Regions from separate parts of the Homo sapiens genome. Here all the other regions are linked to region 3. Evidence: read pairs that join two places in POLR2A ChIA-PET (ENCODE). Cell type or tissue: HepG2. All regions are shown on one strand. Links, peaks and the distances in the headings refer to the core of each region. The heading gives the core; the rest is flanking DNA. Region 1 overlaps FARP1 (FERM, ARH/RhoGEF and pleckstrin domain protein 1). Region 2 overlaps FARP1 (FERM, ARH/RhoGEF and pleckstrin domain protein 1). Region 3 overlaps FARP1 (FERM, ARH/RhoGEF and pleckstrin domain protein 1).

Region 1 (6,436 bases), core at 2,010-4,509, 76 kb before region 3:
TTACCATATGGAGCTGGAGACTATAGCTGCAGAAATCGTGTGGCTGTTGAAATAATCTAGTGGAGAGGGCTGTTGGGGACATGTACAGTTAGTTATCTTATTTTCATTTTCCTCCTGTTGATGTAATTTCTGTGACCAGAGTCTTGTTCTATTTTAATCTGCAAAGCATGCTGTTCAGTATGACATGTAATAAATGTTGAACCCTCTTTGGGGAGTCAGTCAATCATGAAGACAATTATTTTGACTTGAGACAAAGAAAATGAAAGTCCTGAGGAAAAGTGTTCACATTTGCTATTTTAAGCTGGGAGAGCAAATGTTCTCAGAACTCTGCGGTCCCTTGGATTGGGTGCAGTTTGCTCTGCTGAGCGTGAGTTGGCAGCCCTGCCTGCTTGAACATGGCTGCCGCTTGTTGTTCAGGTTGAGTGGACTTTCCTGGTGGGGCCGAACACCCCTCGCATTTCGGCAGCACCCACGTGGGCCTCTTGTTCACAGGAGTGTCCTGAACAGAACAGTTTCTGTAAGAAAGAAGCCTTCATAAATATTTGTTAAAGAAGTTTCAGGCCGGGTGCGGTGGCTCACACCTGTAATCCCAGCACTTTGGGAGGCCGAGGCGGGCGGATCACGAGGTCAGGAGTTCGAGACCAGCCTGACCAACACTGGTGAAACCCCGTCTCTACTAAAAATACAAAGAAAAAAAATAAAGCTGGGCGTGGTGGTGTGTGCCTGTAATCCCAGCTACTCGGGAGGCTGAGGCAGGAGAATCGCTTGAATCCTGGAGGTGGAGGTTGCAGTGAGCCGAGATCATGCCATTACACTCCAGCCTGGGGGACAGGGTGAGACTCCGTCTCAAAAGAAAAAAAAAGGAGAAAGAAGTTTTCTAGCTAGAAAGGAGAGGCTAAGATGTCTGAAGGCTTAAAGCGGTGCCCTTGTGCCTTGACTGCTTCCTGGGTTGCCCAGGCTGACCTGCGGGTCCCCTGTGGGCTTCACTATGGCTCTAAGGGAGGTGGAGTCTGCGGTGTCCACACCCCCTGCACTCTGAAGGACCCTCCTTCCTTGAGAGAAGTCCCTGCGAAGTCCTCCTTCAGAAGTGTTCGGGGGGTGAAACGGGGACGCATGTCCTGCACATCCGAGGCTCACCGTATGGGCCCAGGCTCCTTTCTGTCATTGATACCAATTGACCTTATGTGTGCTGAGGACAGTCTTTGGCCCTGGACCCAGGATGTTTCTGAGGTTACAAGTCCAGCTTGGTGGCAAACCGATAAGGCCCATGAAGGCTCGCCAGCTCCACAGGTGTCAGACGGGCCTCAGGGCAGGAGTGTCTTTCTCCTCTCCTTGTCCTGTGATGCAGGTCACTTCCCATGATGTCCCCAGTGAATGGCCCGGGCTGGGTTGCCTGATGGGTGCTGGCCTGTGGGAATGTACTCCTTAACAAGGAGGAAGAGCCAGGTGTGCCCAGTGGCCAAGAACATGAACCCATGCCCCCTTGCAGGGCTTCAAGTAGATCAGGCAGCTGGGGCAGATTTCTTAAGGCTGTGGTCAGAAATGAGTACTTTTTTTTTTTTTTTGGTCATCATAAAGCAGTACAGGAAAAGCACTTAAAATATATTTAAGGCCTTTAATTTATAATGCATTCTTAAATAAATGTTCTTTGTCTACCTAAATTACCATGGACTGTTTCAGACCAAGTTCACAGAAGGTATTTTTTCATTTTTTGTGCCATACTTTGGTCATTTTAACAGGCAGACAAGAACAGCTTTTGATGATGAGAGAATCATTAAAGATTCTGTTAAGAAACCTGGTATTATAATGAGCAGAACAGAAAGGAACTTGAGTATATGATAAATTAGTTAACCAGATTATGTAAGTTGTAGGAATAGAAATTCCCTAACCAGCCCAATATGTATTCAAATTAAATACGTATTCGAGAGGGAGAATATTTACTTATTATTGCCATGCATATTATAGAAAACTTCTCAAGTCAGGCATCGTTGAATTTTCAATTTAAAAACTAGTTTGAGGCATAATGTAATAAATCTGTTTTGCATTTTTATTTTCAGTTTCCCAGGAAAGATTTCAGTTATAGATGGTGTATTATCACAATTTCAGGAGCAACAGTTGAGATTTGTGATTTCTATTAACCAAAGCCTTTTGGGTTGGCTATTCTTGTTGAAAAACTTAATTAAAAATTATTTTTTACTGCTTATTTAAAACATTTTTACCTTTTTCATGCAAGTTCTCTGTCTTCAAATTATACCGTGTTTCCTTTACTAGAAATGTCTGTATTTAGTGACCGAAGATTGCCCTTGTCTTCTGTTCTTGGCCAGTTGCCACTGTCCCTCCCCCTCATCCCTGCACCGTTGGTTCTCTTGACCCTGTCTGTAATGGCTTTATATTAACTTTTCTCTTTTTGAGTTGATCCGCTGAAAAATTTTAATGGTGGTGGGATTAAAGAGATCCCCACTTCTTTGTCATTTCCTTTAAAAATATTTTACAATTTTCTCCTTTTCTACAAGGTTTTTTTGCATCAATATAGGAACAATTATGGTGCAAACCTTTTACAACAAACTCTATTCCTGCATTGTACCTCCACACCACCAGGGTAAATGGTAAAACTCTGAGAACTTCCCTTTTTCTCAGGCTGTTGTTTCTAGAGATACATTCATTATAAATCAGTGTTGAAAAAGCTCCTACCTCAAAGTCTTTAACTCTGTATATGTTTATTTTGTGCTCTCTCTTATCTTCCAAACTTATTAGAAGCAAAATCAAGGTTGACTGATAGGAAATTAGCAGGATCCCTTTCCTTCCCAGCTGGGAAATGGGTAATAAGCATCAGATGACATTTCATTTACTTATTTATTATTATTTTTAGAAACAGGGTCTCGCTCTGTTACTGAGGCTGGAGTGCAGTGGCACAATCATAGCTCACTGCAGTCTCAGCTCCTGGTCTCAAGCCATCCTCCCATCTCAGCATCCTGAGAAGCTAGGACTATAGGTGCATGCCACCATGCCCAGCTTTTTAAGTTTTTTTTTTTTTTTTTGGAGAGACAGGGTCTTGAACTTCTGGCCTCAAGTGATTCTCCCCGCTTGGCCTCCCAAAGTGCTTAGATTACAGGCATGAGCCAACATGCCCAGCCTCATATGATATTTCAAGTAGATCTATGAGTGATCATTCCATGATTTTCTTTTTTAAAATAAAAACAGTGACATAGGTAGTCCTTGACTCCAGAATACCAATTACAAGTGTTCTGGATATATGGACACTGCATCTTATCATCTCCCCCGGTCCTGCCTCTGGCACTGTGCCCACCCATGCCCAATCCTTCCTAAAAGCAGAGCTGACACGCAACGTGGCCAGGACCTTTCCTCTCCGGCCCGACACTGCTGGAGGCATTAAGGGAACTCCCGGGCCTACCCCAGCTGTCGTGGTGACCTCTGATGCTGCTAGGTTCCTCATAATGGTGCCTGTTTTTCCTATTTCCAGGAGCTTCAACCTGTAGAACCCTTGACCGTACTAACCTTTGAGAACACTGCCTGTGTTCTCAACATCAAAGAGCAACCTTGGGAGTCTCGGACTGGGTGAAACGAGCACTGGGGATGTTGAACTGGGCTTCAGAATATACTTGTCAACAGAAATGAAACTAAATAGCAGTTAGGTCTTGTTCATAGTGTTGTTAAGCTTCATCGTGGTGAAATGGGCTTTCCAGGGTTGACTTGAGAACTCTTCCACCATGTAATAGTGGAAAATGCTTTGGGGTATGAAGTATTCATCAATATGAGAGTAAATATTTGGAATATAAACCTGTTCATACTGTATAGACTACCAACGTGAATTTCATCTCAATTATGAAAGCATTCTGGGAGACTATGCTTCTTCATTTTATTTTCAGTATTTCTTTTTTTCCTTCCTGTAATATAGCAATAAGACCAACCTCTTAGTTAAATAAATTTGGCCAGGTACAGTGGCTCATGCCTGTAATCCCAGCACTTTGGGAGGCCGAGGCGGGCAGATCACCTGAGGTTAGGAGTTTGAGACCAACTTGGCCAACATGGAAAAACCCCGTCCCTACTAAAAATACAAAAGTTAGCTGGGTGTGGTGGCGCATGCCTGTAATCTCAGCTACTCGGGAGGCTGAAGCAGGAGAATCACTTGAACCCAGGAGGCAGAGGTGGCAGTGAGGCAAGATCATGCCACTGCACTCCAGCCTGGGTGACAGAGCAAGACTCTGTCTTAAATAAATTAAATACGTAAGTAAATAAATAAATTTTAGAGAAAAATGACTTGTAGTCCCGAAACCCCAGCAAGTCAAATTCTTTGCATCTGACATCCAGACACTGTGTATTCCTACTCGTTGTGCAGAAGCAATTTTTAAATTCTTTAAAAAAAAAACAAACTTTAACATCATAACAAATTGAGTCCTCTGCATTTCACAGTCTTCATGTTTGTGATTTTTGAGTGTAGACTGTTCTAGGCAGCAGATATGCTACAGTTTGGTTAACCTTTCTTTGCGTTTATAGCCTTTTTATTGCTTGTGTTTATAGCCTTTTTATTCCTTGGGATGATTTCCCAAAGCCAAATTCCTATAAGTGACAAATTATGGGTATTTATGGTATTGGTCCACATTGATTTCTGTGTGTGTTGAATCACATTGCCATCAACCCCAGCAATGTAACATTGACTGTTACTTTTTTTTTTCTGAGATGGAGTCTTGCTCTGTCTCCCAGACTGGAGTGCAGTGGCATGATTTCAGCTCACTGCAACCTCTGCCTCTCAGGTTCAAGGGATTCTCCTGCCTCAGCCTTTCGAGTAGCTGGGATTACAGACATCTGCTACGACGCCTGGGTAATTTTCTGTATGTTTAGTAGAGACAGGGTTTCACCATGTTGGCCAGGCTGGTCTCCAACTCCTGACTTCAGGTGGTCCACCTGCCACAGCCTCCCAAAGTGCTGGGATTACAAGTGTGAGTCACTGCGCCCGGCTGACTTGTTATTCTACTTTCAAAAAGATGATCTCCAGAAAAATTTCCTGGGCCATTTTAAGAAAAATTATTGATTATAGGCAGCTGTTTTAAATTGACCAGAAAAGTGAGGAAGCCAGAGAAATTTGCTTGTACAAGTAATAAAAAAGAACTTGGTCCGTCTAATTTTGAGTTGGTATTTTATCAAGTGAAGTAGATTTAATGAGATGTCTATGTTTCTTCAGTCCCTCACCTAAGCCACAAGTTGTATACGTGTCACACACGCAAACCCCGGCAGGGTGTGTCAGCAACCATTCACAAGTAAGATGCCATGCTGCCAGCCCTTGTCTTCCAATAATTATGGTTGCCAATTACCAGACAACCAGACTGTTCTTTTTTTTTTTTTTCGAGATGGAGTCTCACTCTGTTGCCCAGGCTGGAGTGCAGTGGTGCAATCTAGGCTCACTGCAACATCTGTCTCCCGGGTTCAAGCGATTCTTCTGCCTCAGCCTCCCAAGTAGCTGAGACTACAGGCTTGCACCACCACGCCTGGCTAATTTTTGTATTTTTAGTAGAGACAGGGTTTCACCATATTGGCCAGACTGGTCTTGAACTCCTGACCTCGTGATCCACCCGCCTCGGCCTCCCAAAGTGCTGGGATTACAGGCGTGAGCCACTACGCCCAGCCAAGACTCTTCTTACATATGTTTATTTCCCCTCATAGAAGCAGCCAGCTGACTTATTTAGAGCAACCTGTCAGAGTGCGTGGGATCGTAGTCTACGAAGTGATGTCTTGTGTAGAGCAATGGTGTATTCCTGTCAAATTTCCTGCTGGCATTTCTTGGTGTTAGTGTTTTCTTATCCAAAAATAGGGCTTGCATGTCATTAAAACCTTCGTTGAAGCAATTAATAAAAGATTCTGGTAAGTTTCTGGAGACATTCTTTAATTATTCAAAACTCTTTGGGCACATTCTTCAAGTAGCAACCCACTTTGCTGTACCTTCATCCAGCCCCAATTCCTGTCTAATTCACAACCATGTCATGCTTGTTTCTTCCAAATGCCTTGTGGAAATCCAGCTATGATATGGCTCTAACAGTCTCCTTATCTCCCAGCCTAGACATCTGTCAAAGACAGAAAGGAGATGATTGTGGCCTGATTTAGTCTTAATGAAGCCATCTTAGCTTCTAGTGATCCTTGCTTCATTTCCTGAGTCCTTTTATTTATAACAGTCCATTTGGACATAGTCTTTTAGCAGTATATTTTAATTTCTTGAACTACACAAAAATTAATAGATTCTTTAGTTCATTGCCTGTTTATTTTCTAGATGGATTTTCTTTTGCTTTATCATGCTCTATAATGCATTCTTCATGGATTTTTGTATTGCTGAAAATTTGTATATGAATAATTTTATTTTTATTATACACCATTTTATTTTATTTTCTATTTATTATTATTATTATTTTTTGAGACGAAGTTTTGC
Region 2 (4,748 bases), core at 176-2,675, 64 kb before region 3:
AATAGATAACACATTATTGTTAACTATAATTTCCCTGCTGTATTTTTGTACCCATTAGCCAACTCAAAGATGGTGTTTTAGCAGGAAGAAACAGAACAGGCTGGGCACAGTGGTTCATGCCTGTACTCCCAGCACTTCGGGAGGCCAAGGTGAGCAGATCCCTAAAGTCTGGGAGTTCAAGACCAGCCTGGCTAACATAACCAGACTCTTTCACTACAAAAATTAAAAACCTACGTGGGCATGGTAGCAGGTGCCTGCAGCCCAGCTATTCAGGAGGCTGAACGGGGGAGGAACGCTTGAGCCCAGGAGTTAGAGGTTACAGTGAGCAGTGAGCTGAGATCGCGCCACTGCACTGCAGCCTGGGTGACAGAGCGAGACCCTGCCTCAAAGAAACAGAACGGCAAAAGCTTAGTGCCAGGAAGATACAAGAGTGTTGAACAGCAGAGTTCAGCTGGATTAGAAGATGGTTTAGTTGAAAGGAGAGACATCATGGCAGATGGTTGAAATGCCTTGCTGGGAATTTTTACATTTAACTCGGTTTTGATTGGACTCAGGTGTTTGAGTAGAAAAGGGATATGGGTAGAACTGGACATTTGAAATAACCCCTATGAAAATGATAAAGATGAGAAAATTTCTCTTTTGCTCTGAGTTTTCCTTATTTTCCAGAGACTTGTCAGGGTTATTTAAGATAACCTATTTAATTAAAAAAATTGTTAAAAAATATGGTTGCCAAGAAGGAACAGTGAAGCGAGAATCTTGAGCTCTGCAGTTAATTCTCATTTCCTTGCTTTGTTGTTGAAATAGGGGTACCCTGCTCGTAGACAGTTAATAGCCTGGTCTCCTTTTTCCAAATGATCAAACAGGCCGAACAGTTCCTCCTCTGTTTGAAGTGTCTGGTTGATGTAAAACAGTTGATCTGCAGTTGTTTCTTTTGCTCACAGACTTTTTGGAAATAAGCAAATCCATCCACACAGATAGCTGTTTTTGAACTTTCTCAAAACCCCTTACCTAACCCCTTGTGAGAAGTCAAACTGAGCTGCTTTGCTTTTGAGGAGGGCCGGGCTGGCAGCTTTTCTAGTTTATCTCCACCCCAGCCTCCCCTGGGGCCAGCTCCTGGCGTGTGGCTCCCCCGGGACAGAGGCACAAGGTGGCTTTGTGGCAGCTTCCGGCTCATAAGAGCAGAGCCAGATGCACGGAGCTGTTGGAGATTGATCACACGCCCTTTGCCCTTTGCTCTTTGCTCTCCTGGGTGTCTGACACTTGATTTTTTGCCCTCACTCAATGGCACATCCACACTTCTTTGCTTTCAACATGGGGCACAGAAGTGGTTGGAGGACCCAGAACCCAGCCCTTTGGCTTCCTGCAGCTCTGCCACTTGGACTTCTTCTTTGAATAACACGTTTCTGTGAGTTTTTCTTAACCTGGAATTTTTCAGTTGCTTGTATTTAAAACTGGAAGAGGGGAAACAAACTCTTGCAAAAAGTTTCTCTTCATCTACCCGGCTTGATTGAAAGTAGTTCCTCTTCACTGTGATTTCATCTCACTCGATTTATGCTCTCAGTGGGGCAGGAGTAGTTGGTAGGAGTGTGTGCTTTTAGTAGATTAAATTAAAAATTGTTTAATTACTTCTTAATGAAACATAGTCTTCTTAATTACTTTTTTTTTTCTTTTTTAAGAGATAGGGTCTTGCTTTGTTGCCCGGATTGGAGTGCAGTGGTACAATCATAGCTCACCACAGCCACAAATTTCTGGTCTCAAGTGATCCTCTTGCCTCAGCACTGCAAGTAGCTGGGACTGCAGGTGCTTACCACCATGCCTGGGTAGTTTTTAAATTTTTTGTGGAGACGGGGTTTTGCTATGTTGCCTAGACTGATCTCAAACTACTGGCCTCAAGTGATCCTCCTGCCTCAGCCTCCCAAAATGTTGGGATTACAGGCATGAGACACTGCCCCTGGCCCAAATTACTTCTTAATTAAACATATAGGTATATGGTACAAAATTAAAAAGGTCCAAAAGAGCATCTGATGAAAAGCCAGTCCCCAGCCTGCCTTGCTTTTGTCCCAGGCCAGGCTGGCCGCCTCACTGGAGTCAGCTCTCCTTCCAGTTACCTCCCTCTCCTTCCAGAGAGGCTCTTTGTGTTCACAGGAATATTCACGGACACATAGACATTTTTAGATTTATGGAGGTGTAATCACAAATCGTAACTTTGACCTGTTTCAGGTGTACAATTCAAAGGTTTTTAGTCAGTTTACAGAGTTGGGTGACCATCACCACGGTCCAGTTTCAGAACATTTCTATCTCCCCAAAAAGACCACAATTCTTTGTGCCCTTTGCTGTTGATCGAGCTCCGAATCCCAGCCCCAGGCAACTACTTTCTGGATATTTATCCTCCTGATAAAGCCTTGGCTGGATATTACATTTAATAGGATCATAGGTTTATGGTGTCTTTTGCATGTGGCTCTTGTCACTCAGCAAAATGTTTGCGAGGTCCATCTATGTGGCGTGTGTCAGCATTTTGCATCTTTTTGTGGCAGAACAATATTCCCTGGTATGGATAGATCGCATTTGGTTTATTCACTCACCAGTTGATGACTATTTGGATTATTGGGTTATCCACTTGTTGGCCCTTTTTTGGCTGTGGACATCTGCATGTACTTCTGTGCAGACATATGTTTTCATTTGTCCTGGGAAGATACCTAGGAGTGGAATTGCGGGGTCACCAGGAGAAGGGTTTGCTGGGTTTCATGCCAAACTTATGATTACAATTTTAAGAAACTGCCAAAATGCTTTTTAAAGTGTTTGCAGCATTTTATATTCCTTCCAGCAACCAGCAGTATATGAGTTTCAGATTTTTCACATTCTTGAGAGCTTATTTGGAAGTCCTAGCAGGGGGGAGCACAGCTACTCGTATACCCTTGACCGAAAACCGGTCCTCCTCTATCGGGGATGGTCGTCCTCTTCTGCCAAGCACACAGTTTTGGAAGGGACACACATGGAGTGGTGAGGGAGGAAAGGAACACCCGCCTAGCCAGCCAGGTTAGCTAGATCAACCCTGGCAATCACCCCTAGCCCAATGAACCCTGACGATCAATGGGGTGACAGATGTCACAGCCAGATGGCCCTCACATCCAGATTCTCCACATTCTTGATAACACTTGTTATTGTCTGTCTTTTTTGTTATAACCATTACAGTGGGTGTGAAATATCTTATTGTGTGTATAATTTGCATTTCCTAATGATTAATGATGTTGAACATCTTTTCATGTGCTTGACCATCTTCATGTTTTTGCAGATTTAAAATCTTCCTATTATCAGTTTTAAAACATGAGGTAATAGGTAACTTACAGTGCCTCTCACCATTTCTACTCCTTTCCCTGCCAGTTTTTTAGCTGCATTATTTCTACATTGTCAGGCATTATATAATATTCTGTGGCTGTTACAATTATTTTTTTCTTTCTCTTAAAGTATAAATGGTTGTAAAGTTTACTAATAATTGTTTTTCATTCTTTCACCATTTACCTTTTGTTTTGCTGAAGTTTATCCTTTAGTAGTTTTTTTGAGAAGGGATTGGCTAACATTCTTCTGAATTCTCACCTGTTTAAAATGTTTGGCTATTGGCTGCATGTGGTGGCTTATGCCTGTAGTCCCAGCACTTTGGAGGCCAAGGCAGAAAGATTGCTTGAGGCTAGGAGTGCAAGACTAGCCTGGGCAACATAGCAAGACTTTGTGCATACTAACTGGTGGTGGTGGTGGTGCATATTTGCAGTCTCAGCTACTTGGGAGGCTGAGGCAGGAGGATCGCTTGAGCCCAGGAGCTCGAGGTTACAGTGAGCTGTGATCATGCCACTGCTCTCTAGCCCAGGTGACAGAGTGAGACCCTATCTAAAAAAAAAATAGCAAAACAATTTGGCTATTATAGTTGAATGAAAATTTGCTTGTGATGAAAGTTTTGATTCTGTTACAATTCTTTGAGGATGTTTTTGGCATTTAAGCCTTGGATGTTGCTGTGGACAATTCTAAAATTTTGTCCCCTCATACTTTATTTGAACTTTTTGCCTAGCTGCCCAAATGATTCCTTCCTAAAGTTTGAAGACCAGCTATGACTCAGGAAATGAGTTGTCAAATTATCTTTGTGGTGATCATTTTATGGTAGTTATCCCTGGAATAGGATATCTTCATTTATTATGCACAAGTATCTTTAATTTCTAAAATGTTTTCCTGAATTATGCCTTAAGCTTTTTTTTTCCTGTTCTATTCTTTGATTTTTGTTTCTTTAGGGATACCGATTGTGGGTATGTTGGATCATCTCTCTCTGTCTTCCATATCTATCAGTTCTCTGTGTTTTTTTTAGACAGAGTCTCACTCTGTCACCCAGGCTGGAGTACAGTGGCGTGATCTCGGCTCACTGCAAGCTCCACCTCCCGGGTTCATGCCATTCTCTTGCCTTAGCTTCCTGAGTAGCTGGGACTTCAGGTGCCCACCACCATGCCCGGCTAATTTTTTTGTATTTTTAGTAGAGACGGGGTTTCACTGTGTTAGCCAGGGTGGTCTCGATCTCCTGACCTTGTGATCCACCTGCCTTGGCCTCCCAAAGTGCTGGGATTACAGGTGTGAGCCACCGTGCCCAGCCAGTTCTCTGTGTTTTAAATCTATTGCTTGCTTTTCTCAGTCTTTCCCATTAGGTCCTTCATATTTTCACCAGTGCATATTTCCTTTTAGCTGCTTCCCATTTGGCCTGTATTTTGGTG
Region 3 (6,298 bases), core at 1-2,500:
CTCCCGGGTTCACGCCATTCTCCTGCCTCAGCCTCCCAAGTAGCTGGGACTACAGGCGCCCGCCACTACGCCCGGCTAATTTTTTGTATTTTTAGTAGAGACGGGGTTTCACCGTTTTAGCCGGGATGGTCTCGATCTCCTGACCTCGTGATCCGCCCGCCTTGGCCTCCCAAAGTGCTGGGATTACAGGCGTGAGCCACCGCGCCCAGCCCTTCCTGAATTTATATACGACATGTGAGATCATATCCAGCTGTTTAGACACACACACAATTAGGTGATTTTAACTGTGCTTCTCTGAGCTACACCCATCCCTTGTTGCTTAACTGTAAAAATGTTTATTTAATTTCTACTTGCAACAACTCATGTATATGGGGCTTCTGTTCTGCTGGAAGCTCTGGATCCTGTGGCGTGGGGATGCCGTCACAGACTTCACAGTCTGATAGAGGAGGCAGCTGATATAAGTGCCACCTCCATATGTCAAGCTGCATGTCAGATGGTACGCTGGGACTAGTTGATTCTCTGTGACTTGCCGCAAAAGTTCCTTGCCACAGTAATCCCTTGTTTCCCAAGGGTGATGTAGATCATCCTATGTGACAGTAACAATAGGCTAAAAACAGCCAAAGGACTTGAAAGCGCTTTTTTTTCCCATTTTTTTTTCCTAGAGTGACTGAATAATGAGGGCAAAATGGGTGTCAGTGGGCATGAAATGAATGAATGCCATTTGCACCAACCTGTTTTAGATGAGGAGGGTGGGACCTGGTGAGGAGTGACCACTGGGTGAGCATTCTGTGTCAATGGATTTCCAGCTCACATTGGCAGCGATTTGTACATTATTTCATCCCATTCCTGTGTGATCCATCTGAAAAGCCGCGAGACAGAGGGACACACATTCATTTTGGTGTCAAAGATCTGGGCTTCAGTCCCAGTTCGGCCACATACTAGCTGTGTGGTCTTGGGCAGGTTTGCTCTCTGGGCCTCTGTCCTGCTCTGTAAAGCAGGATTCACAATAGTGACCTTGTCCTTTGGAGGAAGTAGGAGGTGAAGTCCCTGGGCCCAGCTCAGCGTCCACAGCAAACTCCTATCAGGCCTGATCACCCTGGTGTGAACATTAACCCAGAACTAGCTTACTTACTTGCTCTGCCAAGAAGCAAGAGTTCTGGGTTGGTCTGAACTACTCTTTGGAAAAACTACTTTTGGCAGATTTCAAACCAGTTCCTAAAATTTCCATGTATTACATTTAGATTAAAGAGGAAAAAACAACCCCAAGATGTTCTTTAATTATCAATAAGACACACATTGAAAATTCTACACGGATGGCATGAGGCCGGGCGTGGTGGCTCGCACCTATAATCCCAGCATTTTGGGAGGCAGAGGTGGGTGGATCGCTTGAGGTCAGGAGTTCGAGACCAGCCTGGCCAACATAAGTGAGACCCCATCTCTACTAAAAATACAAAAAATTAGCCGGGTGCGGTGGTGCACGTCTGTAATCCCAGCTACTCAGGAGGCTGAGGCAGGAAAATCTCTTGAACCTGGGAGGTGGAGGTTGCAGTGAGCCAAGGTCACACCACTGTACTCCAGCCTGGGTGATGGTCAAGACTCCCATCTCAAAAAAAAAAAAAAAAAAAAAGGGGTGGTATACAAGTGCAGAGAAAGGGGTTATTATTTCACCTAGGTGTTAAATGAATAGCACAGTAAGAAAAAATATTTTTACCTAAACGGTTTCAGCCACAGGCTAAATCTGGACAAGGGCCACCACTATGTTTTTCTTAAAGATACACTCACACTCTGACTTAACCCTTTGATACCGTGGCAGCATGGTGCAGACTGACTGCAGTTGTCTTTGGGGCGTGTCTTCCTGCTTCACAGTAACTGCTTTCACTGCTTTGAGTAAACTTGGCCTCTGCACCTCTGTCTGGTTATTGGCTGGATGTGGAAAGGGCCGGTTGTGTCGGCCGAGCCCATTTTCCCTTCGGTGGTGTTGTAAATGCTTTCTGTAGCCTGTCCAGACTGTTTTGCTCAAACCTGTTCTTGACTTTTCTGCTGGTCTGCTGCTGTGGTTGGGGGTTGCAGACGCTCCCACCCCCCCATATCCTTCCCAAGGTTGGACTCTCGGCCTATGGAGGGCTGCTGATGAGGCCCGTGGATCCTTCTCAAATCCAGTTTCTATATCCTTATTGGAAAATGTTCCAGCCCCGTAGGTCCACACAAGCTGAAGGGATGTGCCTCACAGTTCAGAAGCCTTCAGGCAAGGTCAACAGAAACACGACGGGAATCCAGACAGTGTATGTCCCCTCACCCTGCAGGCGCAGCCGCGGACCTCAGGCCTTTGCCTTCCCACCGAGGACTGCAGGACGTGCTGGGTTCCTGGGGCCTCTGATCCTGGGCCTTGTCCAGTGATGTCTGACTGCTGTCTACTCACTTTTGGTTAACCTGCAGTACACCTCATATCCTGTTTCAAAATGAAATTGGAAGGTGGGGCTCCCTCAGGGGCAGCAAAGCTACAGCTTCAAGGCCAGACACGGATACTTAAAAAAATCTTCTAAAATTGTGGTAGAGTACACATAACATACAATTTATCATCTTCACCATTTGCAAGGGCTCAGTTGGGCAGCATTACATACAGGCACATTGTTCGACCTCCAGAACTTTTTCACGCTGCAGAACGGAAACTCTGTATCCATTTACATTTTTAACTGGTTGAAGATGGAAAAAGAAGGCTATTTTGGGGACATGTGAAAATGACATGAAATTCACATTTCAGTGTCCAGAGATGAAATTTTATTGACTAAAGTCCTGCCCATTTGTTTTGGGGTTGCCTGTGGGGGCTCTTGTGCCACAGCAGCAGAGTCAAGACCAAGTGGACCACAAAGCTGAAATTTGTGCTGTCTGGCCCTTTGCAGAAAAAGGTTGCCGTTGCCTGGAATAAATAGGTTTGCATGTATGGAGGATTCAGCTGAAGATAAGGCCATGGGGTTGGGTCAGCAGGAAGAGATACTGGCCAGCAGAAACCTCTTCCCACTCCCCAAAGCACATCTACGCTGACTAAAGATTCTGTTTCTCCCTTCTCTTTTATTTTTTGAGATGGAGTCTCGCTCTGTCACCCAGGCTGGAGTGCAGTGGCGCGATCTCAGCTCACTGCAACCTCCACCTCCTGGGTTCAAATGATTCTCCTGCGTCAGCCTCCTGAGTACCTGGGATTACAGGCGCCCACCAACACGCCCGGCTAATTTTTGTATTTTTAGTAGAGACAGGGTTTCATCATGTTGGCCAGGATGGTCTCGAACTTCTGACCTCAAGTGATCCTCTTGCCTTGGCTTGCCAAAGTGCTGGGATTACAGGTGTGAGCTACTGCATCTGGCCTTTCCCTTCTTTGTGTGTGTGTGTGTGTGTGTGTGTGTGTGTGTGTGTGTGTATACAGCTTCCCAAGTAGCTGAGACTACAGGTATGTGCCACCACGCTCGGCTAATTTTTATTTATTTTTATTTTTTTATTTTTATTTTTATTTGTAGAAACGAGGTTTCGCCATATTCCCCAGGCTGGTCTTGAACTCCTGGGCTCAAGGGATACTCCTGCCTTGGCCTCCCAAAGTTCTGGGATTACAGGCATGAGCCATCATGCCCAGCCTCTCCCTTCTGGTAGCTGAGTTAAGGGACTCTGTGGATGGCTTTATTGTGCAGCTATAGTATTTAATAAATATTGGTAATTTACTGGCTTTGTTTTAATATTAAAATTATGGTAAAATGAACTGCCCTGACCCTTGATATGCTTGTTTCTACCCTACCTTCCCTCAGTCAGTCAACCTCATCTAAATATATCTCCCTGCAGTTCTAATGGTGATCTTTCTAGGTGAATGTCATGAGCTGCTTTTTGATGCTCTTTCATTATCTGTGAAAAAGGATAAAAGTAGTTAAGTGGATAACTTAAGTATAAACAAAATCTTCATGGATTCTTTTAGCAGGAAAATGAGCTTGAATTGAGTGGTCATTTCTGTTCATTAAGTTCAGATTTTGAGGCCCTCCCCGCCAAGATGATTCTAGTTACTAGTGCTTACATTCGTGTACTGTGTTCTAAGCCATTTGGCATCTCAACAGACTCATCCACAGCAGCCCTATGAAATTGATGGGGCAGATATTTCTATTTGCTTTTGGCAAATGAGGACATGAGGCTCATGAGGGGCCTGTCAGGCCCAGAAACACTGAACCTTGTCCCACTCTTGGGTCAACATAATATTTAGCTTTCAGTGACTGCTCATTCTTGACCTTGTTGTTTGTCAAGGAAGGGGTTGGGGAAGAGAAAATTTAATTTGTTACTATTTTTCTTAACTACTGGGACTATATTGCCTGAGTGAGTGGTCGGGGGGTGTCAGCGAAGATGTTGGTTCAGGTAAGAATAAAATTCAGTTGTTATTTATTTAAGACTTACCATGGGCTGGGCCCAGTGGCTCACGCCTGTAATTCCAGCACTTTGGAAGGCCGAGGTGGGTGGATCACTTTGAGTTCAGGAGTTTGAGACGGGCCTGAGCAACATGTCTCTACTAAAAATACAAAATTAGCCGGGCTTGGTAGTGCACGCCTGTAGTCCCAACTACTTGGGAGGCTGAGGCCAGAGAATCACTTGAACCTGAGAGGCGGAGGTTGCAGTGAGCTGAGATCACTGAATCTAACTGAAAGGCTTTTGAGAATAGGTAATTTTATAGAAGGAGAAATGCAGTACATAAAATTGGCTTTATGTTTATCTTGAATACCAAGAAAATTGTTTTTCTTGGGTAAATTTAGGTGATTTTCCAGTGGTGCTTTCTTGCACATTTGACCATAGAAGAACATGTGTTAAGCCCATCCCTTCTCATTTGGTCAAGGTCCATCCTTGGTCTCTATGACAGTTGAATGAAGATTGAGCTGTTCACACATCCTCAGTAATATACAAGTAGTATATCCGTCAAAAGGGTTTTGTGCTTATTTTCCAAGAGCTCTCGGTGCTCTAAATTCTTTATATGAACATGTAAGATTGCACATCTGGTTTTAAATGTGGACATGGGCATTGTAGGGTCCTGGTTTTTAAACTATTCATGACTTACAATGCCTCAGCGTATCTTCCTTGGGAGAATTCATTTTGTTGAATGCTCATCCTGAGGACGCAGCTCCCTTCCTAGAAATGAGGTAGCTCCTGGCACCTTGAGAGTTCCTCTGTGTGCAGGAAACCGATGAGTTTGCAGATACCAGCTTCATGATAGCCTGACTGAAACTTGTTGAGGAGCAATGCAGGATGGTGAATATTTTCATGATCTAGATCAGTTAACTCATCCTGCACATGGCTAACTTTATGTCATGAGAACAGATTTCTTAGCCTGAGAATTGGGACAACTTAGAAATTGGGAAACTAAGCATGTATATCTTTTAATTTTTTTCTTTTCTCTCTTCTCTTCTAAATGGAACATTCACGCAAGGCAGTGTACAGAGATGGTGTGGTATACTGCAGAGAGCAGGGGCCCCGAGGGCAGGCCAGGGTACGAGTCTAGATGCCACCCTCTGAGCCATCGTTTCTTCACGGTTTTACATTGCTGTCCTCTGAATCAGAAATCATGATGTAAGACGAGGCGAATTGCAGTTGTGTGAGCTCTCTTTTCATGAAGACGATTATACATTTTGCTGATGTCTCAATAATTTCCCAAGTCAGGATGACAGAAGAGCTGAAAGCAGCCTACTTAGGATTATTCAAGGAAATGAAAGAACTGTTTCCTTCATTCATAAACACCTGAGAGTCTGCTCTGGCTTAGACACTACGCTAGTTGTTGAGAAACAACTCAACAAATTAGGCCGAGAATCTGCCCTAATGAAATCTAGAGTTTGGAAGAGAGAACACATCTACAAACCAGCACACGGTGACGACTTTTTTCCAAGGACCCACTTGGCGTCATTTGCTAAATGCTCCTCTTAACGGTGGTGAGTCTTATCTCCTCTTACATTGACAGTACTGACAAGTATACATATATATATTTTTAAATTTTACTTTAAGTTCTGGGATACATGTGTAGAACGTGCAGGTTTGTTACATAGGTATACATGTGCCATGGTGGTTTGCTGCACCCATCAACCCGTCATCTAGGTTTTAAGCCCCACATGCATTAGGTATTTGTCCTAATGCTGTCCCTGCCCTTTCTCCCCACCCCTCGACAGGCCCCAGTATGTGATATTCCCCTCCCTGGGTCCATGTGTTCTCATTGTTCAGCTCCCACTTATGAGTGAGAACGTGTGGTGTTTGGTTTTCTGTTCCTGTGTTAGTTTGCTGAGAATGATGGTTT

Evidence for each region. Peaks named below come from ENCODE experiments on the same cell type or tissue, not always from the same donor. Only the 100,000 strongest peaks of a DNase experiment are listed, where the experiment ranks them.
Region 1: POLR2A ChIA-PET joins it to region 3 with 6 read pairs; 2 of 35 experiments call an interaction of 5 or more read pairs at or near these places.
Region 2: POLR2A ChIA-PET joins it to region 3 with 6 read pairs; 1 of 35 experiments calls an interaction of 5 or more read pairs at or near these places.

Annotation. Positions count from the first base shown.
Region 1 is chr13:98,187,713-98,194,148 of GRCh38, forward strand. All of the region lies in intron 1 of FARP1 (FERM, ARH/RhoGEF and pleckstrin domain protein 1), which reads left to right. Among named protein-coding and RNA genes, the nearest start is that of RNF113B, 14 kb to the left of the region's middle. In HepG2, for the core only: no CTCF peak of the experiment used is centred there; a DNase peak (open chromatin) is centred at 3,549.
Region 2 is chr13:98,201,063-98,205,810 of GRCh38, forward strand. The region is part of intron 1 of FARP1 (FERM, ARH/RhoGEF and pleckstrin domain protein 1); the gene reads left to right. It also overlaps the pseudogene RN7SKP8. Among named protein-coding and RNA genes, the nearest start is that of MIR3170, 5.1 kb to the right of the region's middle. RefSeq lists an enhancer at 1,033-1,327. In HepG2, for the core only: no CTCF peak of the experiment used is centred there; a DNase peak (open chromatin) is centred at 1,179.
Region 3 is chr13:98,265,408-98,271,705 of GRCh38, forward strand. The region is part of intron 2 of FARP1 (FERM, ARH/RhoGEF and pleckstrin domain protein 1); the gene reads left to right. Among named protein-coding and RNA genes, the nearest start is that of MIR3170, 60 kb to the left of the region's middle. In HepG2, for the core only: no CTCF peak of the experiment used is centred there; DNase peaks (open chromatin) are centred at 984, 1,884 and 2,244; H3K4me3 peaks cover 1,923 bases.